Regions from separate parts of the Homo sapiens genome. Here region 1 is linked to region 2. Evidence: read pairs that join two places in POLR2A ChIA-PET (ENCODE). Cell type or tissue: OCI-LY7. All regions are shown on one strand. Links, peaks and the distances in the headings refer to the core of each region. The heading gives the core; the rest is flanking DNA. Region 1 holds the start of LOC124902752 (a long non-coding RNA gene). Region 2 overlaps RDX (radixin).

Region 1 (12,349 bases), core at 2,684-10,683, 92 kb before region 2:
TTTCCAAATTTATGGCATTTGTTTTTATTTTCTTTTTTCTTTTTATTAATTTTGCTTCCTTTGAGACAGGATCTTACTCTGCTGCTCAGCCGGAGTGCAGTAGGGTGATCATGCAGTGTCAACCTCCTGGGCTCAAGTATCTTCCTACTTCAGCCTCCCAAGCAGCTGGGACTCCAGGAATGCGCCACCATGCATGGCTAATTTTTAATTTTTTGTAGAGACAGGGTGTCACTCTGTTGCCCAGGCTGACCTCAAACTTCTGGGCTCAAGGAATCCTCCCACCTTGGCTTCTCAAAGTGCTGAGATCATAGACATGAGCCACCACGCCAAGCCCTTTTTTCTTTTTAGAGACAGCGTCTGCTTTGTTGCCCAGGCTAGAGTGCAATGGTGTGACCTACCTTGGCTCACTGCAGTCTTAACCTCCTGGGGCTCAAGCAATCCTACCATTTCAGCCTCCCAAGTAGCTGACTACAGGTGCATGGCACCACACCCAGCTGATTTTTTTTTTTTAATATTTTTTGTAGAGATAGAGTTTCACTGTTTTGCTTAGACTGGTCTTGAACTCTCAGGCTCAAGTGATCCTCCCGCCTCGGCTGCCCAAAGTGCTAGGATCACAGGTGTGAGCCACCATGCCTGGCCAGCATTTATTCTTCGAACCGCCACCAAGAAGCACAATATGACAAAAAGGCAATGATGCCTCGAAGGGAGCGCCAATGGTCTCTCATGATCAGCCTCTGTGTTCCTCAAAGGCAGGATCATTTCTTTGGAATATATTTGAGGTAGCAAGTATACAGCTCCTTACAGACCTTATTTGTAATGGCACAGTGTTTGAAAATATGTAACTCATATTCTTTTACATTTATACATTTGTTTGTTTCCCTGTTGCTTTTGCAGGTCTCTCTATAACCCATCAGTCTTACTATAAAGGTAATATGTATCAAAAAAGGTATTTATATAAAATATATTTAAAACTCATGTCCTAAATCAATGCCCCTATAAGCTGCCCAGAAGTAAGTGGGTTTCTTGATTTGTGTTGTTTCCATTTTGTGGGGTGTGTGTATAAATGAGGCCAAAGTCATACATATAATTCTCATAAGGTCCATGTTTTAAATTTTACCTCCTGAGTCCAATCATCAGTCTACCCAATTACTATTTCTAAAAACAACTCAAAACCTATAGATAGTCACTGCTCAGCAAACTAACACAAGAACAGAAAACCAAAAACACCGCATATTCTCACTCATAAGTGGGAGTTGAACAGTGAGAACACATGGACACAGGGAGAGAAACATCACACACCATGGCCTGTTGGGGGTCGAGGGTTAGGGGAGGGGTAGCATTAGGAGAAATACCTAATGTAGATGACGGGTTGATGGGTGCAGCAAACCACCATGGCATGTGTATACCTATGTAACAAATCTTCAAGTTATGCACATGTACCCCAGAACTTAAAAGTATAATTAAAAAAAAAAAACCCTATAGATAGGCACTCAAGAGGTAAATAATTTGTTGCTGTGCATAAAGACTAGCAGTGTCAGCCGGGCGCGATGGCTCACGCCTGTAATCCCAGCACTTTGGGAGGCCAAGGTGGGTGGATCACAAGGTCAGGAGTTCGAGACCAGCCTGACCAACATGGTGAAACCCTGCCTCTACTAAAAATACAGAAATTAGCTGGGTATGGTGGTACATGCCTGTAATCCCAGCTACTCAGAAGGCTGAGGCAGGAGAATCGCTTGAACCCAGGAGGCAGAGGTTGCAGTGAGCCAAGACGGCACCACTGCACTCCACCCTGGGCAACATAGTGAGACTGTCTCCCAAAAAAAAAAAAAAAAAAAAAAGAAGACTAGCAGTGTCAATTATCGAAAAAAAATGGTATGGCCTACACAAGCATCAAGGTTCTATGTCCACTTTGGCCCAGTACATAGGGAAATTTCCAGCTGGGTCTTTCCATCCCAACTTGGAGGGGGATACATCACCCCTACCACAGGGTGTCTAAAGGAGGAGACTTACTAGAGCATGAGAATGCTACAAGGTAGGTTAATCATAGACAGAGAGCAGGCAGAGGTGAGAACTGGGTGGGATATTGGAGCACTGGGTGGTTAGGGGCAAGAAGCTGTTTTTAGTCTGCTTTCGTGGACTGAAAACATCCTTCTTTCTTCATCTTTTCAAACCTAATTTTCTACATATCTTCCTCCACTCTTGCCCAGCCAGAGTCTTATATAGGTCCTGGAAGTTAAAGCTTCCGCAGTTTTCTTCTTTGAGCTTTTGTTTCTGCTCACAAAGTAACTCATGGCCATCATAGTGCTCTGGGGAGGAGAAATAAAGTGTCCTCCCTAGTGAGAGAATGGAAGGGAAGGGGGTAAGAAAATAAACCAACAAGTGAATTCCTGGAGATATAACCCTGCCACATTCACACAGGATCCTCAGGACCATATTTTTAGATAGTTGCTGTGGGGTGTGTGTGTGTGTGTATGTGTGTGTGTGTGTGTGTATTCTCATGACTAGATTTTCATTTTCCCTGTCTATTGACTTCTTCTACCCAGATCTTTAACATATTTAAGTCTATTGGTTTAAAGCAAAAACAAGAAAACCTCTCTAGATCTTGCATCATCCCTCTTGATCTTGTATCATCCCTCTTGAGTTGCTGTCAAACTCAAGCAGTGGCCTTCAAACTAGGGTACAGGTAACCCTGGAAGTGTGTCAAGACTTAAAAGGGCTGTGATTGAAGGGTAGGCATGCAGTTGCATATAATAAACCCATTTCTGCAGGACACGGTGGTTCACACCTGTAATCCCAGCAACTTGGGAGGCTGAAGTGGGCAGATCACCTGAGGTCAAGAGTTCAAGACCAGCCTGGCCAACGTGGCAAAACCCCATTTCTACTTAAAATACAAAAAAAATTAGCCAGGCATGGTGGTGTGTGCCTGTAATCCCAGCTACTTGGGAGGCTGAGGCAGGAGAATCACTTGAACACTGGAGATAGAGGTTGCAGTGAGCCGAGATCACACCATTGCACTCTTGCCTGGGCGACAAGAGCAAAACTCTGTCTCAAAAAAAATTTTTTTTTAATTTTTAAAAATTAAATAAATAAATAAACCCATTTCCAAACTTCCTATCTTCCTAAGCCTCTGGGTTCCCTTTTCTACATCATGCTAAGGAAGCTCTGACATCAACCTCATTGACACAGACCACCAGTCAGTCCAGTCAGTCCACGTTTTAGTAAATCCATCAAGCATGCTATTAGAGACACCTACAGCTGCATGAGCTAATACATTAAATCTGAAATCTCTAGTAAGTGCAACCATATCATATCATTTAACCCATTTTGATATTCTGTCCTCTTTGGTCTAATCCAAGGGTTCCCAACCCCCCAGGCCATGGACTGGTACTGGTCTGTGGCCTGTTGGGAACTGGGCAGCACAGCAGGAGGTGAGCAACAGGCAGGAAAGCATTACTGCCTGAGCTCCACCTCCTGTCAGATCAGCAGCAGCATTAGATTTTTACAGAAGTGTGAACCCTATTGTGAACTATACATGCAAGCGATCTAGGTTGCATGATCCTTATGAGAATCTAATGCCTGATGATCTGAGGTGGAATAGTTTCATCCCAAAACCAACCACCATCCCCACCCCTCCATTTGTCCATGGAAAAATTATCTTCCACGAAACCAGTCCCTGGTACCATAAAGGTTGGGGACTGCTGATCTAATACCTTTAGAATCTATTTTCATACATATTCTTCAGTTTCTGCTGACACATATTCACAAAACCTTGTAATTTCTTTAGGTGTATAACCTACTACCATCCAGTTTTTCTGGCACTATAAGCATATTGACACACAGCTGTAGTTATGGGACTGATGGAAACAGAGGGTCCTTGTGCTTGGGAACAAAGGACATCCTTTTTCAATGCATGCTCCCCTGAGATTATCACAGGAAAGCTAGACATCTCAACACAAGAAGGAAACGTACTTCTACTGGTAAGGGAGGCTTAGAGTGTCTCAGGAGTCAGAGATTCTCAGGCTAATCTGAATCCAATCAGATGTTCTCATCTCAAGTTTCAAGGAGCCATTATTTCCCAATGAATGCCCTAACTCTCACATGAGATACTTGGTAGAGCTGTGAATTCAACTAATGCTGTAATTCTGCAAAAAAGTTTTATGTTTGATTTTCAGCATTAGCCCTATCACTACAAGAAATGAGATACTTTACTGCTGCCATATTAGTTGTATGATTCTAAGACCATCATTTTATCTAAGAGTTAAAGGACTTGAGCTTGTCATTTTTTCTTTCTCTAAGCACTCCAACACACTTGGAAGAATCTATAATGGTCAAGTGCAGCAGCTGTATAAGCTCCCACAACAGTTACCTAATTAGCATTTAATTGCAATTAATCAGAGGTGATAGCTTAATTGTAATGTTGCTGCATGCATGGGTTACTAGCATCTAATTCCCATCAGCAAAAACCTCAACATTTCACCCAATCCCAAAACCCATCTTTTAGAATCCGTCTTCTGTGACACTTTCAGGTACCAATTCTATAGCAGTCAGGGTCCAGTCAGGAGACAGTAATCACACCAGTAATCTGAACGAGGGAAATTTAAAAGAATAAATTGTTAATATAAGGTATTTAACTACTAAGAGGGTGATATCGTTTGGATATTTGTCTCTGCCCAAATCTCATTTTGAATTGTAATGAAAAAGCTGGAGGTGAGGCCTCGTGGAAGGTATTTGGATCATAGGGGTGGGTTCCTCATGGTTTAGTCCTATCTTTGTGATAATGCGTTTTCATGAGATCTGGTCATTTAGAAATGTGTGGCACCTCTGCACCTCCCCCACAACTCTCTCTCTGTCTTGCTCCTGCTTTCAACATGTGATGTTCCTGCTCCCCCTTTGCCTTCTGCCATGATTATAAGCTTCCTGAGGCCTCCCCAGAAGCAGATGCTGCTCTATTTCTGGTAAAGCCTGCAGAACCATGAGCCAAATAAATCTCTTTGCTTATAAATTACTCAGTCTCAGTTATTTCTTTATAGGAGTACAAGGATGGCCTAACACAGAAAATTGGTACCAGGAGTGGAGTATTGCTATAAAGATACCCAAAAATGTGGAAGAAACTTCGGAGCTGCGTAACAAGCAGAGATTAGGAGAGTTCAGAGGGCTCAGAAGAAGACAGGAAGATGAGGGAAAGTTTAGAACTTTGAGACTGGTTAAATGGTTGTGACCAAAATGCTGATAGTGACATGGACAATAAAGTCCAGGCTGAGGAGGTCTCAGAGCGAACGAAGAACTTACTGGAAACTAGAGCAAAGATCAGGCATATTATGCCTTAGCAAAGAGCTTGGCTGTACTCTTTTCATGCCCTGGGAATCTGTGGAAGTCTGAACTTCATAGTGATGATTTAGGGTATCTGGCAAGAAATTTCATTTTTTTTTTTTTGAGACAGAGTCTCGCTCTTGTTGCCCAGGCTGGAGTGCAGTGGCGTGATCTCGGCTCACTGCAACATCTGCCTCCTGGGTTCAAGTGATTCTCCTGCCTCAGCCTCCTGAGTAGCTGGCATTAAGGGCATGTGCCATCACACTTGGCTAATTTTTGTATTTTTAATAGAGATGAGGTTTCTTCATGTTGGTCAGGCTGGTCTTGAACCCCTGACCTCGGGTGACCCTCCCACCTTGGCCTTCCAAAGTGCTGGGATTACAGGCATGAACTACCACTTCCAACCGACAGAAGAAATTTCTAAGCAGCAAAGTGTTCAAGAGGTGTTATGGCTGCTTCTAACAGTCTATATTCAGATGTGGGAACAAATAAATGACTTAAAGCTGGAAATTATATTTAAACAGGGATCAGAGCATAAAAGTTTAGAAAATTTGCAGCCTGGCCATGTGGCAGAGAAAGAAAAAGCTTTTTCAGGAGAGAAATTTAAGCAGGCTGTGGAGTGACCACTTGCTAGACATGTTTGCATAATTAAAAGAGAGCCAGGTGCTAATATCTAAGACAATTGAGAAAATGCCTCAAAGGCATTTCACAGATCTCTGCAGCAGCCCCTCCCATCATAAGCTCTGAGGCCTAGGAGGACTGAATGATTTTGTGGGTCAGGCTCAGGGCCCCACTGCCTTGTGCAGCCTCAGGACACTCCTTCCCACAACCCAGTCACTCTAATTACAGCCTTGGCTCAAAGGGGCCCAGGTACAGCTCAGGCTGCTACTTTAGAGAATGTAAGCTGTAAGCCTTGGTGGCTTCCAGGTGATGTCAAGCCTATAGATGCACAGAATGCGAATGAAGAACACTTGGCAGCCTTCACCTAGATTTCAGAGGATGTATAGAAAAGCCTGGGCTGGGTGTTGTGGCTCACACTTGTAATCCCAGCACTTTGGAAGGCAGAAGCAAGTGGATCACTTGAGCTCAAGAGTTCAAGACCTGAGCCTGGGCACATGGTAAAACCTTGTCTCTACAAAAAAAATTAGCTGGGAATGGTGGTATTTGCCTGTTTTCCCAGCTACTAGGGAGGCTTAGGTGGGAGGATCGCTTGAGCCTGGGAGATTGAGGCTGCAGTTAGCCACAATCAGAGCACTGCACTCCAGCCCGTATGACAGAGCAAGACGTTGTCTCAAAAAAAAAAAGAAAGAAAGGGAAGGAAGGAAGGAAGGAAGGAAGAAAGAGAATAGACTAGCTGTATTTCCTAGGCTAAGGATTCCTAAGCCTAGCTGGGGAAGGTGACTGCACCCACCTTTAAACACAGGGCTTGTAACTCAGCTCACACCCAACCAATCAGGTAGTAAAGAGGGCTCACTAAAATACAAATTAGGCTAAAAGCAGGAGGTAAAGAAATAGTCAAATCATATTATCGCCTGAGAGCACAAAGGGAGGGACAATGATCGGGATTTAAACCCAGGCATTTGAGCAGGGAGTGGCAACCCCCTTTGGGTCCCTTTCCATTGTATGGGAGCTCTGTTTTCACTCTATTAAATCTTGCAACTGCTCACTCTTCTGGTATGTGTTTGTTCTGGCTCGAGCTGTCCACCACTGCTGAATGCCGCTGTCACAGACCTGCCACTGACTTCCACCACTCTGGATCAGGCAGGGTGTCCACTGCACTTCTGATCCAGCGAGGCACCCATTGCTGGATCGGGCTAGAGGCTCACTATTGCTCCTGCACTGCTAAGTGCCCAGGTTCATCCTAATCCAGCTGAACACTAGTCACTGGGTTCCACAGTTCTCTTCCGTGACCCACGGTTTCCAATAGAACCACAACACTCACCGCATGGCCCCAAGGTTCCATTCTTTGGAATCCAGGAGGCCAAGAACCCCAGGTCAGAGAACAAAAGTCTTGCTGCCACCTTGGGAGCCGGCCGCCACCATCTCGGGAGCTCTAAGAACAAAGACCCGACTGTAACACAAGGAAGGGAAGGGAAGGGGAGGGGAGGGGAAGTGAGGAGAGGGGTCAACTTCCTGTGCAGGTGTGAGAAATTACTCACATAATCAACTTGATAGCCACAGTATGAAACATCAGTGTGACCACAAATACACTCATAAACACACACGCTATCTCATGTTTGATAAATTGTTCATGCGGGTCTTTTTTTTTTTTTTTTTTTTTTTTGAGGCGGAGTCTCGCTCTGTCGCCCAGGCTGGAGTGCAGTGGTGCAATCTCAGCTCACTGCAAGCTCCGCCTCCCAGGTTCACACCATTCTCCTGCCTCAGCCTCCTGAGTAGCTGGGAGTACAGGCGCCTGCCACCACGCCTGGCTAATTTTTTGTATTTTTAGTAGAGACGGGGTTTCACCCTGTTAGCCAGGATGGTCTCTATCTCCTGACCTCGCGATCCGCCCGCCTTTGCCTCCCGAAGTGCTGGGATTACAGGCGCGAGCCACCGCGCCCTGCCAGAGTCATTTATTTTTATTTTTATTTTTATTTTTAATCATGGTAAATATATATAGATATTTAAAATACAAATATTTTCATCTTAACCATTTTAAGTGTACCATCCCGTAGTGTTAAGTATATTCGCATTGCTGTGAAACCAATTTGCAGAACTTTTTCATCTTGCCAAACTGAAACTGTATGCCTATTAAACGATAACTTCTCATTTCCCCTCTCCCCAGCCCCTGGCAACCAGCACTCTCCTTTCTGTCTCCATGAATTTGACTACTCTGAATATCTCATATAAGTGGAATCATACAATATTGGTCATTTTGTTTCTGGCTTATTTCACTTATCATAATGCCCTCAAGTTTCATCTATATTGTAGCATATAATGGGATTTTCTTTTCTAAAGGTGAATAATATTCCATTGTATGTATATATCACATTTCGTTTATCCATTCATTCACTGGTGGACATGGGTTTCTTCCACTTTTGGGCTAGTATGAATAATGCTGCTATGAATTTTGGTGTACAAATACCTCTTCAAAACTCTGTTTTCAATTCTTTTGAGTATTTATCTAGGAATGAAATTGCTGGATTATGTAGTAATTCTACTTTTAATTTTGAAAAATCACCATACTATTTCTCATACCAGCTGTTACTTTACATTCCCACCAACAGTGCACAAGAGTTCTAATTCGTGGGCTGGGTGTGGTGGCTCACTTTGGGAGGCCGAGGCGAGCGGATCACAAGGTCAGGAGTTTGAGACCAGCCTGGCAAACATAATGAAACCTCGTCTCTACTGAAAATACAAAAAATTAGCTGGATGTTGTGTGCCTGTAATTTCAGCTACTTGGGAGGCTGAGGCAGGAGAATCTCTTGAACCCAGGAGGTGGAGGTTGCAGTGAGCTGAGATCGCGCCATTGCACTCTAACCTGGGTGACAGTGTGAGACTCCGTCTCGGAAAAAAAAAACAAAAAAAAAGAGTTCCAATTCCTCCACATCTTTGTCAACACTTTTTTTTTTATAGTAGTCATCCTATTGGGTGTGTGGTAAAGTATCATTTTTTTGGATTCTGTTAACGTGTACTTTATTTTATTATTTTTATTTTCTTTTATTATTAGTACTTTTTTGAGACAAAGTCTCACTCTGTCACTCAGGCTGGAGTGCAGTGGCATGATCTCAGCTCACTGCAACATCTGCCTCCTGGGTTCAAGCGATTCTCCTGCCTCAGCCTCACAAGTAACTGGGATTACAGGCACCCGCCACCAAGCCCAGCTAATTTTTATATGTATTTTTAGTAGAGATGCGTTTTCACCATGTTGGCCAGGCTGGTCTCGAACTCCTGACCTCAAGTGATTCACCTGCCTTGACCTCCCAAAGTGCTGGGATTACAGGCGTGAGCCACTGCACCCGGCCAGTTAGGTGTAGTTTAAACATTTATTTATGTAGTAAGAGCAAAGTCATTCTGTTCTAAATTCTAAATAAAAGAACCTACTTTTCAGTTTCATGAATATCCAGGCAAAATACCTTTGTTTGTGTGTGATTGAATAGACACTTTTATTTCGTATCTATCTTCATTTATTATGTGTGATTGTTCTCAAATACGAGATTTCATTTTCTATTTGCTATTGTTCTCAATGAGGAGCTGGTCAGTGACACAGAGAAAGCAGTATCAAAGCATCAGAGAACATGGAGGTTACCAGCCTCCATGAGCTGAGCTGATCAGCTGTCACAGAGTCCTCACTCCTGATCAACAGTCTCTCTCCTTATCTCTATATGCCCACCCCCAAGTGGACAGCAATCCTAGTTACACCCATGGGAATCCAAGATGGAACTGCCTTCTTGAATAACCAAGAAAGGGAACCCAAAGGCTGGAGCTCTGATGTTGCAATGACATATAGATCTGTGGTTCTTGTTTCTAGCAGCCAGTTACTGGTTTCTTTCTATTTTCTAGCTTCCCTGGGCCATGGAAGGGGCTGCTCACCTATAAACACCTTGGATTAACGAGCCTCTTTCTCTCGAAGTGTGTGTAGAGCTCAGTCCACAATTCAGAATCATGATGAATGGCTAATTCTATAGATTGCAGTGGTTTTTCTTTCTACTTGCCACTATGGTCCCTTTGGGGTATGAAGGACGATCTCACCGATTATTGCAGAAAACTCATTTACCTCCCCCCTCCAGTTATTATGGCCACATCAACTTTATCATCTCCTCCGCACCAGCAGCTGCTGCCTCCCCAACAATAATAAGGCCTGTTGTCCTTGGGCTGCAGCCACCTCACCTGCTGTGGCCATTGGATTTGAAACGGGAGGGGGGTCAGGGAAGTTTTGGGTGGAGAAGGGCAGGTCCTCGGCTAGAGCTCCACCCCCTGGCCTATGCTCACGGACCTAGGTGAGGATAGGCATTTCTGTTTTCAGTGCCCAAATGTTGGATTTGGGCCGCATCCCCATCCTATGCCTATAAAAACCCCGAGACCCTGGTGGGCAGAGACACAAGCGGCTGGACGTCAAGAGGAACACACCTGCGGAAGAGCACACCAAGTACTGGCAGACGACGGCAGGCCATTGAGTGGCAGAACGATGCGGAGTTTGGCCAGGGTGGTGGGAGGAGAGCCCAGACTCTGGGTGGCCGACTCCAGGGGAAAAGTACCTTCCCACTCTATCCCCCTTCTGGCCTCCCCAACCACCTCACTGAGAGCTACCACCACTCAATACAAAACTTTGCACCCATCCTCCAAGCCCACGTGTCATCCGATTTTTCCGGTACACTAAGGCAAGAATCCTGGGATACAGAAAGCCCTCTGTCCTTGCAGTAAGGCAGGGGTCTAATTGAGCTGAGTAACACAAGCCGCCTGCGGATAGCTAAACTGGAAGAACGCACTGTAACACACGCCCACTGGGGCTTCAGGAGCTGTAAATACTCAACCCTAGACGCTGCTGCCGTGGGATGCAGTCCCCACAACCTGCCCGTCTGCATGCTCCCCCTAGAAGTTTGAGGAGCAGGGCAAGGAAGAAGTGAGCCACACCCCATAGCTCGCTCTTCGAGGGAAATGAGGGAACTTTTCCTGTTTCAGATTCACCACAGAGGAGACACCACGTTAGACCACCTATCATACAGGTTGTCTCTGCTACCTCTGCCTCAGCAGCCATTGGGTCTATTGTGATCATATCTGCCGTCATCTCCTTAGTCATTGTCTCGAGTGCCATCTTCTCCACTTCCGTCTCCTTAGCAGCAGCCACAGCCTCCACCAGTGCTGGCCCACCATCATCCTCCACTGTCATCTCCGCAACCTTCATTGTCTATTGTCTGTTTTTTCCCTGAATAATAGAAGTGCAGGATAACTTGTTTCTTTCTTCCAAGAAGAAGATGAGGCTGCTCAAGTTTGAGGATACTTTTTTGCACCAGTTGATTATATTTCTGCATGAGGAATGGATTACTTATTTTAAAAACTAAATTATATCCTGAAAATTCTTAGATTACAAGTGAGGCACCTTGGAGTTGATAAGAAGAGCATGATCTATAATGCAAAGTCAGATTAGCTATTAGATTCTTCTGAAGCATTGGCTCTTTTCAGTTAACAAAATTTGTATCAGCCTGTGCAAATGTGGATGTGTGGATCTGCCAACATTGGGCTGACCATAGATCCAGTCTTAATAAATGATGTTCCTTCACTAACCCTTTCAATGGATGAGAAAGGCTGAGCAATGCCCCAGAGCCCAGGCTTTAAGTCATCACTAAAATAAATAATATTTTGCAATAAATTGTTAAGACTTACTGAAGAATAATTCCTAAAGGAAAGAAATATCTGATGGAAAGTCCTATGTGCTGAGGGGGTTTTGAATGAAGGGGCCTCACAACAAATTACTTGAGCAGAGATGCAGCTGTTTCTTTGGGCAACCTCCTCTATGTATCAGTATATAAAGGGCCTTTGTTTTGGGCCGGTCAGTTTCACAAGCAAGAAATCCTCCAAACTTTGGAGGTCTATAATATAAGCCTGCCTGTAAGACCTCTGGGAGATCCCACTATTTATCATTAAGACTTTAAGGCCGGGCACAGTGTCTCATGCCTATAATCCCAGCACTGTGGGAGGCCGAGGCAGGTGGAACACCTGAGGTTGGGAGTTCGAGACTAGCCTGACCAGCATGGAGAAACCCCATCTCTACTAAAAATATGAAAAATTAGCCAGGTGTGGTGGCACATGCCTATAATCCTAGCTACTCAGGAGACTGAGGCAGGAGAATCGCTTGAACCTGGGAGGCAGAGGTTGTGGTGAGCCGAGATCGTGCCATTGCACTCCAGCATGGGCAACAAGAGTGAAACTCAATCTCAAAAAAAAAAAAAGAGTTTAATTTGACACTCCCACTTTTCAGTGTGGTGATGGCTATCCCCTAATGTGTCTAGTCTTCCAGAGTTCAAAGCCTCTCTGGTTCAACTTCTCCAGAGAGTAAACTTTGCTCCAGTTTTCTGCAGAAGTGAGGGACAGGTCATAG
Region 2 (12,349 bases), core at 2,590-10,589:
ATTTTGGAATATTTGCATTATACTTACTGGTTGAGCATCCCTCATTCAAAATTCCAAAATCTGAAATGCTGTCAGTAAGCATTCCCCTTGAGTGTCATGCAAATGCTCAAAAAATTTAGGATTTTGGAGTAATTTGGAGTTCAGATTTTTGGATTAGGATACTCTGTCTGTAGTTTATTTTCTTGATTACCAGTGATGATAAATATTTCATGCTTTACAGACCACATGGTCTCTGTCCCAGCTATTCAGCTCTGCTATTGCAGTGTGAAAGCAGCTGTGTACTATAATACCTAAACAAATGAGGGTGGCTATGTTCCAGTAAAACTTAATTTACCAAAAAAAAAAAAAAGCATTGGATTGGGTTTGCTCCATGAGCCATAGTTTGCTAACTCCTGTATTAACTCAGTTAATTGGAGAGGAAACAGCAGAAACCATTTATGGGCTATATGACTGTTAAAAAGCTTCCTTTTTTAGGAGGGACTGGAGTAGACCTGATGTTTTCAGAATTCATTTTAAACATTTTTTAAAACTTACACTTTTATACAATTCTTAATATATCACAAAATAGCTATTGCCTTATCTGTCATTTTTCAAATTGACCTTTATTACAAAAAGCTGATAAAATGAATATTGGGGAATGTTTCAAAATTTAACTTTGTAACCCAGACTTATTTCTCTTTTTTGTCTCATAATACAGAAACAATTTTTATTATGAGAGAAAATAAAGCATTGAGGTTTTTGGCTTTTTTTTTTTTTAATTTTTTTTTTTTTAAATTTTTTGAGACAAAGTCTTGCTCTTGTCCCCTAGGCTGGAGTGCGATTGTGCAATCTCGGGTCACTGCAACCTCTGCCTCCCGGGTTCAAGCGATTCTCCTGCCTAATTACAGGTGGCTGCCACCATGTCTGGCTAATTTTGGTATTTTTATTAGAAACGAGGTTTCACCATGTTGGCCAGCCTGATCTCAAACTCCTGACCTCATGTGATCCGCCCGCCTAGGCTTCCCAAAGTGCTGGGATTACAGGCATGAGCCACCGTGCCCGGCCAGTTTTTTGCCGTTTTAAGTAATGTAGTTCACTGATGCAAAATATATTGGGAATGTTGTGCAGCCATCACCACTATCCAGCTACATAATTATTTTCATCTTGTAAAACTAAAACTCTGCACCCATTAAACAATCCCCATTTCCCCCCTCCCCACAACCCCTGGCAACCATCATTCTACTTTTTGTCTTTGTGATTTTGAGTATTCTACCTGTATAAGTGGTATCATACAGTATTTGTCTTTTTGTGACTGGCTTATTTCACTTAACATAATGCCCTCAAGGTTCATCCACGTTGTAGCATATGTCAGAATTGCCTTCCTTTAAGGCTGAATGATATTCTATTTGTATACCACATTTTGCTTATCTGTTGATGGGCACTCAGGTTGCTTTTGTGTTTTAGTTATTGTGAATAATACTGTTATGAACATGGATATTCAGGTATTGGTTTGAGACCCTACTTTCAATTCTTTAGTTATTTGTTTGCTTGTTTAGATGGAAGATAAAACCATGAGCTTTGTGGGTGTTGTTTTATATATCAGTCAATCAGATGAAAAGAATTAATTATTAAAGTTTGAGGCTGGGTGCAATAGCTCACACCTGTAATCCCAGCACTTTGGGAGGCCAAGGCGGGTGGATCACCTGAGGTCGGGAGTTCGAGACCAGCCTGGCAAACCTTGTGAAACCCCATCTCTACTAAAAATAAAAAAATTAGCTGGGTGTGGTGACACACGTCTGTAATCCCAGCTACTCCGGAGGCTGAGGCAGGAGAATTGCTTAAACCCAGGAGGCAGAGGTTGCAGTGAGCTGAGATCGTGCCACTGCACTCCAGCCTGGGCAACAGAGTGAGACTCCATCTCAAATAAAAAAAAGAAAAAGAAAGAAAGAAAAGTTTGATAGGCCAGCTTGATTATCTGAATTTTAGAAGGCAGATTCTAAAATGAGTAATCGTAGAATATCGCTATGGTAACATCCAGTGCCGTATACATTTTGTCTTTATAGCCAAATAGCCACATAGAATTTTTATATTATTTATTTTTTATTGAGGTAAAATATACACATATAATACAGAATGTACACATCTTTGCCCCCCCGCCCCTTTTTTTTTTTTTTTTTTTGGAGACAGAGTCTCACTCTGTCGCCCAGGCTGGAGTGCAGTGGTGTGATCTCGGCTCACTGCAACCTCCGCCTCCTGGGTTTAAGTGATTCTCCTGCCTCAGCCTCCTGAGTAGCTGAGGTTACAGGCGCCCGCCACCACACCCAGCTAATTTTTTGTATTTTTAGTAGATATGCAGTTTTGCCATGTTGGCCAGGCTGGTCTCGAACTCCTGACCTGAGGTGATCTGCCCACCTCGGCCTCCCAAAAGTGCTGGGAGTACAGGCATGAACCACCGTGCCTGGCCATTTTTACCGTTTTTTTTTTTTTTTTTGAGACGGAGTCTTGCTCTGTCGCCCAGGCTGGAGTGCAGTGGCGCCATCTCGGCTCACTGCAAGCTCCGCCTCCCGGGTTCACGCCATTCTCCTGCCTCAGCCTCCCGAGTAGCTGGGACTACAGGCGCCCGCTACCACGCCCGGCTAATTTTTTTTGTATTTTTAGTAGAGACGGGGTTTCACCGTGTTAGCCAGGATGGTCTCGATCTCCTGACCTCGTGATCCGCCCGCCTCGGCCTCCCAAAGTGCTGGGATTACAGGCGTGAGCCACCGCGCCCGGCCTATTTTTACCGTTTTTAAGTATACAGTTCAGTAGTAATAAATACATTTCTATTCTTTTTCTCCTCCCTTCAACTCCCCCCACCCACTTCCTGGCCTTTGATAACCACCAGTTTATTTATCTTTATGAGATTTAGCTCTGACATATGAGTGAAAACATGCAATAGTTGTCTTTCTGTGCTTGGTTTATTTCACTTAACGTGATGGCTTCCAGTTCCATCCATATTGCTGCAAATGACAGGATTTCATTTATTTTTATGGCTGAATAATATTCCATAGTGTATGTATACCACATTTTCTTTAAGCACTTAGGTTGACTTCATGTTTTGGCCATTGTGAATAGTGCTGCAATAAACGTAGGAGTACAACTATCTCCAATATATTGATTTCCTTTGTTTTGGATATTGCTGGATATTGCTGGATACTATTGCTGGATATTGCTGGATACTATGTTTTGGATATTGCTGGATACTATGGTAATTCCGTAGTTTTAGTTTTTTGAGGACTCTATATTGTTCTACATAGCGGCCTTACTAATTTGCATTCCCACCAACAGTGTATGAGTGTTCCTTTTCTCTACATCCCCGCCAGCATCTGTTACTGCCTTTTTTTTTTTTTTTTTTAAAAACAGAGTCTTCCTCTATCACCCAGGCAACCTCCACCTCCCGGGTTCAAGTGATTCTTAGCCTCTGCCACCCAAGTAACTGGGATTACATGTGCCACCATGCCCAGCTAATTTTTGTAAATCCCAAAGTCCTGGGATTTACAGGCGTGAGCCACCTTGCCCAGCCTTGCCTGTCTTTTTGATACAAGCCATTTTGACTGGGGTGAGATGATATCTCATTGTGGTTTTGATTTATATTTCTGTGATTATAGTGATGAACATTTTTTTCATATAGCTTTTGGCCATTTGTACGTCTTTTGAGAAATGTCAGTTCAGATGTTTTGCCCATTTGTAAACGAGATTATTTGGTTTTCTGCTATCGAGTTTGAGCTCTTTATATATTCTGGTTTTTCGTCCTTTTTTAGATAGACAGTTTGTAGACACTTTCTTCTATTCTTTGTTTATCTCTTCACTTTGTTGGTTGTTTCTTTTGCTGTATAGAGCTTTTTAGCTTGATGTAACACCCATTATCTCTCTTTGCCTGTGCCTTTGAGGTCTTACACAAAAAATCTTTGCCTAGACCAATGTCCTTCTTTCACTTCTTTGGTTAGATTGATTCCTAGGTGTTTTACTTTTTTTTTTTGGCTATGGTAAATGGAATTGCTTTCTTGGTTTCTTTTTCAGATTGTTTACTGTTGTTATATATAAATAGCTACTGATTTTTTTTTTTAATTTTAGTTTTTAAGAAGAGATGATGTCTCACTCTGTTGACCAGACTGGTCTCAAACTCCTGGCCTCAAGCGGTCTTCCCACCTTTCCCTTCGAAAGTGCTGGGATTACAGGCGTGAGCCTAACCAAAGCCTAACCAAAGAGTCATTCTTCTCCAACCCTCTCAAAACCTTCCAAGTGTTTTTTTTGTTTTTTTTTTTTTTTTTTGAGACAGAGTCTTGCTCCGTCGCCCAGGCTGGAGTGCAGTGGTGCAATCTTGGCTCACTGCAGCCTCCGCCTCCTGGGTTCAAGAGATTCTTCTGCCTCAGCCTCCCCAAGTAGCTGAGATTACAGGCGCCCATCACCATGCCTGGCTAATTTTTGTATTTTTAGTAGAGTCGGGATTTCACCAGGTTGGCCAGTCTGGTCTCAAACTCCTGACCTCAAATGATCCACCCACCTCAGTCACCCAAAGTGCTGGGATTACAGGCATGAGCCACAACACCTGGCCTAAAACCTTCCAAGTCTTAACTGCAATTACTCAACTAGTTCTGATCAAGACCAAGAAAATTAAGAACAGTAAGTAAAAGCTTGTAAGTTACAGTTAGCTTTCAAATTTCATGACATATAGATTTTCTTAGTATACAGTAAGGGAAAATAATTCTTTGTAGGACCTTGTACTGTCTTACTAGGTGGCATTCTATTGTCTTCTGTCACAGGGCTTAAATAATTGTCAAAATAATATTTAAAGTTAGTACTGTTAAACTCTCTTAAAAATTTATTTTCCTTTCCTGTTCAACTCATTGGAATAAGAAAAGAGTTGATTTAGTGATCTATGCACCTAAGGATTAAAATTCATGTTATTTATCTCCCAATATTGCTTATCTTCATGCTTTAGGAATGAATATATACCAATAACTCACATTTTTCAATAATTCATATAATCACATCAAAATTCCTATTTTGGGGTCAGTAAATACTGTTTTCAATCTTAATTTCTTGGATTTACTTATTAGTTTAGATAAGTAAAACCTTAATGGAAGTTTTGAAATGTATTATAGATTTCTGAAACATGGCAATTTGTTTACTGAGGTCAAAACTTCAGATGGAGAGATTATTTTTTAAAAATAAAATAGTTACGTGCTTGTAGCCTTTTTACATAACTTGAATTGCAGAAGATTTTCATTTCTCTTTAAAAATTATTAGGCTTTTGCCAAGTTGGAAACGAGGTATAGCGCCTGTAGTCCTAGCTACTTGGGAGGCTGAGGCGGGAGGATTGCTCGAGCCCATGAGTTCGAGGCTGCAGTGAGCTTCTGCACTTCAGCCTGGGCAACAGAGCGAGACCCTGTCTCAAGAAAACAAAGAGGTATATATGTATTTACATGTGTGCTAACTTTTAGAAATTGAACAGATTTGATTTCTTGCTACTATTTTAGCTTCTTTTGATAATGAGAATGATTGGAATTAATCACTGTTGGGGGGAATACACATATTTCATAGAACTAGAAGAACAGACTCGAAAAGCTCTAGAACTGGATCAAGAACGAAAACGAGCAAAAGAAGAAGCAGAACGACTTGAAAAGGAGCGTCGAGCTGCTGAAGAGGCAAAGTCTGCCATAGCAAAACAAGCTGCCGACCAGATGAAGAATCAGGAGCAGCTAGTAAGGAACTGTCTTCTTAGAGAAAAAAGTTTAAATAAAAGCATAGAGTGAACCCTCTAAAAAAGAAAAAAAGAAAAGCAACCATTTTGTGCTTTCTGGAGAGCAAGCCAAAGATAACATGTAACTTAATAACAAAATGTAGACAAAAACCTAGAAAATTTATTTCTGCCTAAACAAAAACCTAAAAATACAAAAGAATAAGGCATTTTTCTATAGATTATTTGTAAATGGAGTCTACTGTCAGCAAAAGGTTCTGATTCACTTTGACATTGGACAGGTTCGGTAATAAGTCAGTTGGCGTCTTTTGCTTTAGATAAATTAATATGTTATAGTTATATAATATAGATATATGTTATAGTTATATAATATATTATAGATATATAATATGTTATAGTTCCTATGAGGCCATAATTGGTTGGGTTTTTTTATTTAGTGGACTTGCAAATAATTAGATGTAAGCGTGTCACTTAAAAGATCCTGGATTTAAATATTAGTTCACACATGTACTTGCTATGTATGTGTCTTTGGGTCTTTCTGAGCCTCAGTTCCCTCCCTTTGAAAAGAGGAATGATGGCCGGGCACAGTGGCTCACGCCTGTAATCCCAGCATTTTGGGAGGCCGAGGCAGGTGGATCACCTGAGGTCAGGAGTTCAAGACCACCCTGACCAACATGGCGAAACCCTGTCTCTACTAAAAATACAAAATTAGCCAGGCACAGTGGTGCACGCCTGTAATCCCAGCTACTCGGGAGGCTGAAGCAGGAGTATTGCTTGAACCTGGCAGGCGGAGGTTGCGGTGAGCTGAGATTGTGCCACTGGGCTCCAGCCTGGGTGACAGAACGAGACTCTGTCTGAAAAAAAAAAAAGGAGGAATGATACTACCTGTTAATGATACTACCTGTTAGGATTATTGGGGTATTAAATGAGATGATTTGACAAAGTGCCATTTAAAGTATATAGCATTAGATAAATATTTTATCTTTTGTGGACTTTAACAAATAGTTTATTGATGGAAATTTTTTAAAAAAGCTTTTAAGTTACACATTTTAAGTTCCTGCTACTGAAAGCAGGATTAACTAGTCTGTAGAATAATAGTAATTTTTTAATTTTGTCTCCTTAGCTCATTACCTAAAGGACTTATTGTAAATAAGCTATTTAAGATCTTAAGAAATACTGTATTTTTTTAAATGGAAGGCTAAGAAAAACATAAACAGCCTAAGCATGTGCATTAAAACTTTGTTGACTTATAAGATTATTCAAAATATGTTATTTTAATTTTGGAATTATATTGTTTACTTTAGGCAGCAGAACTTGCTGAATTCACTGCCAAGATTGCACTTCTAGAGGAAGCCAAGAAGAAAAAGGAAGAGGAAGCTACTGAGTGGCAACACAAAGTAATCATTTATTCATTTACTAGCTTTTATTGAATAGCTTTTATACCCAGGATTATGCTGACTTTGTAGTGATAAGTGTAAGATACTGTCATAATTTAGAGTGGGAAAGATACTCGTGTTATGTGTATTGTAAATATCTATCTACAGATATAAACCAAGTACTTTGGGAACACAGAAGAGGTGATTAATTTCTGGGGGACCAGAGAGTTGTCGGGAGACCCATATACATTTAAGCTGGGTCTTGAATAATGAATTAAATTTTGGGGGTACAAAAGATTGGGATGTAAAATTGGGAATAGTTAGAGACTGAAGAAGTAGTCATTCTAGACAGAGGGAACTGAATGAGTATAGGAAGTATGAATGTATATAATAGATTTGAGGATAACCAATAAGCAGCCGAGGCTTAGTGTTGTTCAGAAATGTTAGGAGATGTGGCCCTCAAGTTTGATAATAGGGAATTGTGAAAGGCTTTAAATAAATGCTCTGCTACAGCAAGGCAGTGGGAGTATCGATTGACTTGGGGCTTAGAAGATTTCAAAACAGGATTGTAACATGATCAGATATGATTTTATAAAAACCATGTAGTGATCAGTGTGAAGAAAGGATTGGGATAGTGGATACTTAAGAGATAAAGACCCAAACTGAGGATGTGAAAATGAGAATAAAGAGGAATGGGAAGATATAAGAGACATTTTGTGGTCACAAAAAGGCATGGGAACCAGTGATTGGATATGAAGTTGAATTATTTTTATTTTTTTAGAGACATGGTCTTACTCTGTGTCCCAGGCTGGAGTGCAGTGGCACAATCATAATTCATTGCAGCTTTGAACTCCTGGGCTCAAGGGATCCTCCCACCTCAGCCTCTGCAGTAGCCGAGACTACAGGCATGCACCATCATTTTTATTTTTGTTGAGAATGGAGGTCTTGCTGTGTAACCCAGGTTGGTCTTGAACTGCTGGCCTCAAGCAGCCCTCCCATCTCAGCCCCCAAAGTGCTGGGATTGTAGGTGTAAGCCACTGTGTGCAGCTGACACCGAGATTTCTAATATGAGTCCTAAGTAGATGAAACCACTGTTGTCTAAAGTAGCACACAATTGTAAAATCAGGCTTTGGTTGGAGAGTGGGGGAATATAAGATAATGAGAGTTTAATTCAAACAACATTAACTCTTAACTGAAAAGATAATTTTTTTACCCCCAAAGATGATATTTAGTTTTAGAAGATGATTTTTCTACAATAAAATGTACTTATACAGAAAACAGTTTTCTTGCACTCTTAAGTAAATCTTTGTAGCAGTTTAAATTTCATTGGGTAATTTTATATGTATTGAAAATTAGTTATATATAAATAAAACTACAAAAGGAATGCTACTGTTAATTTCCCAGTTACTCTACTTGTTTATTAGAATTTTTTAGATCCCTTTTAGGGATGATTTATGAAATTTAGAGACACATAAACTTTAAAAAATTAGCATATTACAGATATCAAGTCTGTGAATTATAGAAAATTAGAAAATGCACACAAAAGACAATTGTATTCCCATAAACTAGGGGAAATACTGCAAAACCTTAGTACATATTCTTCCAGGATACTTCCTGTTTATATATTCAACATGAAATCTTACTGTATGTACTATTTCATTTTAGTCAATTTTCATCTCAGAATATTAGACTATATTAAGAATTTCCCAAAAAGTCTCATAGCTAATTTGCCAGACAAGTGTTCAGAGGACTTTGCATTGTCTGTATTTGCTGTAAGTCTCTTTTAATGGAGGGCAGTTTCTCTTTTTATTATTTTGATTTATTGAAGGGACCTACAGAATGTCTCACCTCCTATATTTGTTTAGTTACTTCCTTGTGTCATTGACCTTATCCTTTAACTCCAGTATTTCCTTTGAACCAGAAGTTAGATCTAGAACCTGGGGAATTCAAATTAAATGTTTTGACTACAGTGCATCAAAGGTGAGACTTCCATATAATTGAACATCTAAACTGGAGTACTTTTGAGAAAAAGGGGGTATTGTTCATAATTACACCAGGACAACAGTGTAACAGGACTTTTCCAGGTAAACCAAGATAATATGATCACCCAAATAATTGGTGATGTTAGATATTTCAGGTTGTATCATATCAGAAGACACTTAATATCTAGTTAACTCACCATTAGTATTTTTTAGTGATCATTGGATTTGAGTAACGACAGTCTCATTCCTCCGTTATTCGGTTACATTTTCCCCTTGTGGCTCAAATAAAATCTATTGGGTGTGAGATTCTTAGGCATTATATGAATATCTATTTCTCATCAACTATTTGCACAACAGTTTTAGCAAACAATTGATAATCCTTGCCAGAATTAATAGTTCTTTTTTTGCATGTATGCTTGTTTTTCTTTTAATCTGTCACTTTGAAGCTCACAGAGTAATTCTAATAGGGTTTGCATAATAATGTTTTTGATTTTCTCTTTTACCTGTTGACATTCTTTTATGAAAATAGAGGTTTCATAAATAGGGCCTATTTTCATTACCTTGAAATACAGTTTCTATTAAAAAGGGAGTATAACTTGATTGTTTTGATTATTAATTTTTGAAGTAAGTTGCTCATAAACGTATTTTTAATGTTCAGGCTTTTGCAGCCCAGGAAGACTTGGAAAAGACCAAAGAAGAGTTAAAAACTGTGATGTCTGCCCCCCCTCCACCTCCACCACCACCAGTCATTCCTCCAACAGAAAACGAACATGATGAACACGATGAGAATAATGCTGAAGCTAGTGCTGAATTATCAAATGAAGGGGTAATGAACCATAGAAGCGAGGAAGAACGTGTAACCGAAACACAGAAAAATGAGCGTGTTAAGAAGCAACTTCAGGTATTTAAAATTTGCAGTTGTATGTGCATTTGAAATATAGTTTGCATTTTCCCCATCTTAGACAAACTTAGTTAAAAAGAATATAGAAGTTTTAATACTGGCTGCCCTTGTGATTGGTTTGTGGGTGTTTGGCCTATAGTCATGTTATTTCATTTCTTCCGTTGTGTGAACCCATTAGCAAATACCTGTTAGCTTTGTATAATCAGACCTTAACTAGTGAGTTATTTAATTACAGCTTGACCCATTTTAAAAGGTAGAAAGTATTCTAATGTCATGTTGAAAAACGTGAATTTAGTTTTTGATCAGTAATATGTACATTGAGGGCCAGGCGCAGTGGCTCACACCTGTAATCCCAGCACTCTGGGAGGCCGAGGCAGGTGGACTGCCTGAGGCCAGGAGTTCAAGACCAGCCTGGCCAACATGGTGAAACTCTGCCTCTACCAAAAATACAAAAATTAGCCGGGTATGGTGGTATGAGCCTGTAATCCCAGTTACTTGGGAGGCTGAGGTATTGCTTGAACCTGGGAGGTGGAGGTTGCAGTGAGCCGAGATCATGCCACTGCACTTCAGCCTGGACAATAGTAAGTGACTCTGTCTCAAAAAAATAAAATAAAATAAAATGTACATTGGAAAGAATGATAGTTAATATACTATGTTTAAGACATTACATAATCTTAATTATTTGTTGAGATTTTATATTGGCAAAAGGTCAGTATATTACATGGACATAACTAGGTCAAAGTAGAGGATTTTAATATTATGAGCTTTCTTTTTTCCCAATAAGTTATCTAATATTTTAATTGTTAAAATCTTTAAATATTAAAAGAAAATGAGGTGATAGTTACAATAAATGTATTAAGACTTTTGGAGAAGGCTTCCCTTGAGGTATAGATTTTAAATCTCATAGTAATATTAGTCTGTAATGGCTACATTGAACTTTTTAGCCATTTCAAGTATTAGATTAGAAAGTTAAGGAAATTTAGAATAATGTACAAAATACCATGGTTGATAAATGTGGAAAGGCCATGTGTATTCCTCCCTTACCACTGCCACCACTATTACTAAAACAAACTTATACCTAAAGAAAAAGGTTTCACAGTGGAAATGATTTGGTATATGTATTTTTGCATCTTAAAGCCATTTTCATAAATTTTTTTAAATCTAAGAAAAAAATAATAGTTGTACTTTTTATTTTTTAAATAGGCATTAAGTTCAGAATTAGCCCAAGCCAGAGATGAAACCAAGAAAACACAAAATGATGTTCTTCATGCTGAGAATGTTAAAGCAGGCCGTGATAAGTACAAGACTCTGCGACAGATTCGACAAGGCAATACAAAGCAGCGTATCGATGAGTTTGAAGCAATGTGAGAGCTGTTATTTTGCATATATGTTCTTCATAAGCTGAACCACCAACAGAGAAAAGCAGGCCTTTGCAGATATGATGGAATGCATCCCACCTTGCCAAAGCACTTACACCAGTTTGACTGTGCTAGCTAAAAGACAAATTTAAGGGGAGCTCTTCAACATTAAGGCAGTATGATATCATGCTTGGTTTTCTTTTTTCTTTTGGTCCAGGGAATGGAGAATGGTGTTCCATTGCCTCTTTTCACATTTTTTTTCTTTTTCTTTTTTTTTTCTGTTGAAGATTAACACTAATTATCACGTCTGACAAATGTGTATGTGTGGTTTCAGTTCTGTGTACATTTTAAAGGATAATGGTGAACATTTTAATGGGTTTCCCTTGCCCTTTCCATATTTAACCTATTTCCACATTCTCTCTCACTCACATTTTCTCAGTGTGCCCTTCTCTTATCTGCCATGTCCATAGCCATAATTCCACCATCATACAGATCAGGCAGTGTTTAAAATGATGGTAGGTAGCACAGTGGACAGTCTTTGATCATCATGTAGAATATGGCTATGAATCAGGAAAGAGATTAGAACATTTAATAATGTATGTACAGCTGGTGCTTAGTTTTTTTTTAATCTAAATTTAATTACCTTATTGGATATTTGATATTTGGTTATTTAATCACAGTCATCTTTAACAGCTTACACTGATTGGTGTTTTATCTCCTGTGATCCTTTGATGGCTTTTTTTGCCTACCATTTCACAGAGGTTTAGACAGCAGTAGTAGCTCCCTAGGAGAGTTTACTGATGAAACAGCCTCTGCAAGATTTTAAAAGTTTTGTTCTTTTATAGACTGATTTAGAAAAACAAATGATTAGTTAAAAAAAGAAAATATACATTTGTTGGTAACTAATGTTATTTTTTAAAACCTGGACCTTTTCTGGAAGGGCAGCATATAAAAACATCAGTCCCGAGGAGGGGACAACAATACTACCTCACTACTACATCTGTGATGACTGG

Evidence for each region. ChIA-PET counts read pairs that join two places held together with the same protein. Peaks named below come from ENCODE experiments on the same cell type or tissue, not always from the same donor. Only the 100,000 strongest peaks of a DNase experiment are listed, where the experiment ranks them.
Region 1: POLR2A ChIA-PET joins it to region 2 with 16 read pairs; 4 of 35 experiments call an interaction of 5 or more read pairs at or near these places.

What each region holds. Positions count from the first base shown.
Region 1 is chr11:110,323,427-110,335,775 of GRCh38, reverse strand. LOC124902752 (a long non-coding RNA gene) reads right to left here and starts at 7,375. Exons shown (of 2, transcript XR_007062884.1): 1 at 7,253-7,375; 2 at 4,363-4,582. In OCI-LY7, for the core only: no CTCF peak of the experiment used is centred there; DNase peaks (open chromatin) are centred at 6,275, 7,035 and 7,455; H3K4me3 peaks cover 2,672 bases; H3K27ac peaks cover 2,696 bases.
Region 2 is chr11:110,230,866-110,243,214 of GRCh38, reverse strand. It overlaps RDX (radixin), which reads left to right. Exons shown (of 14, transcript NM_002906.4): 11 at 5,563-5,723; 12 at 7,024-7,116; 13 at 9,736-9,978; 14 at 11,182-12,349. The coding sequence ends at 11,346. Among named protein-coding and RNA genes, the nearest start is that of RDX, 60 kb to the left of the region's middle. In OCI-LY7, for the core only: no CTCF peak of the experiment used is centred there; no DNase peak of the experiment used is centred there.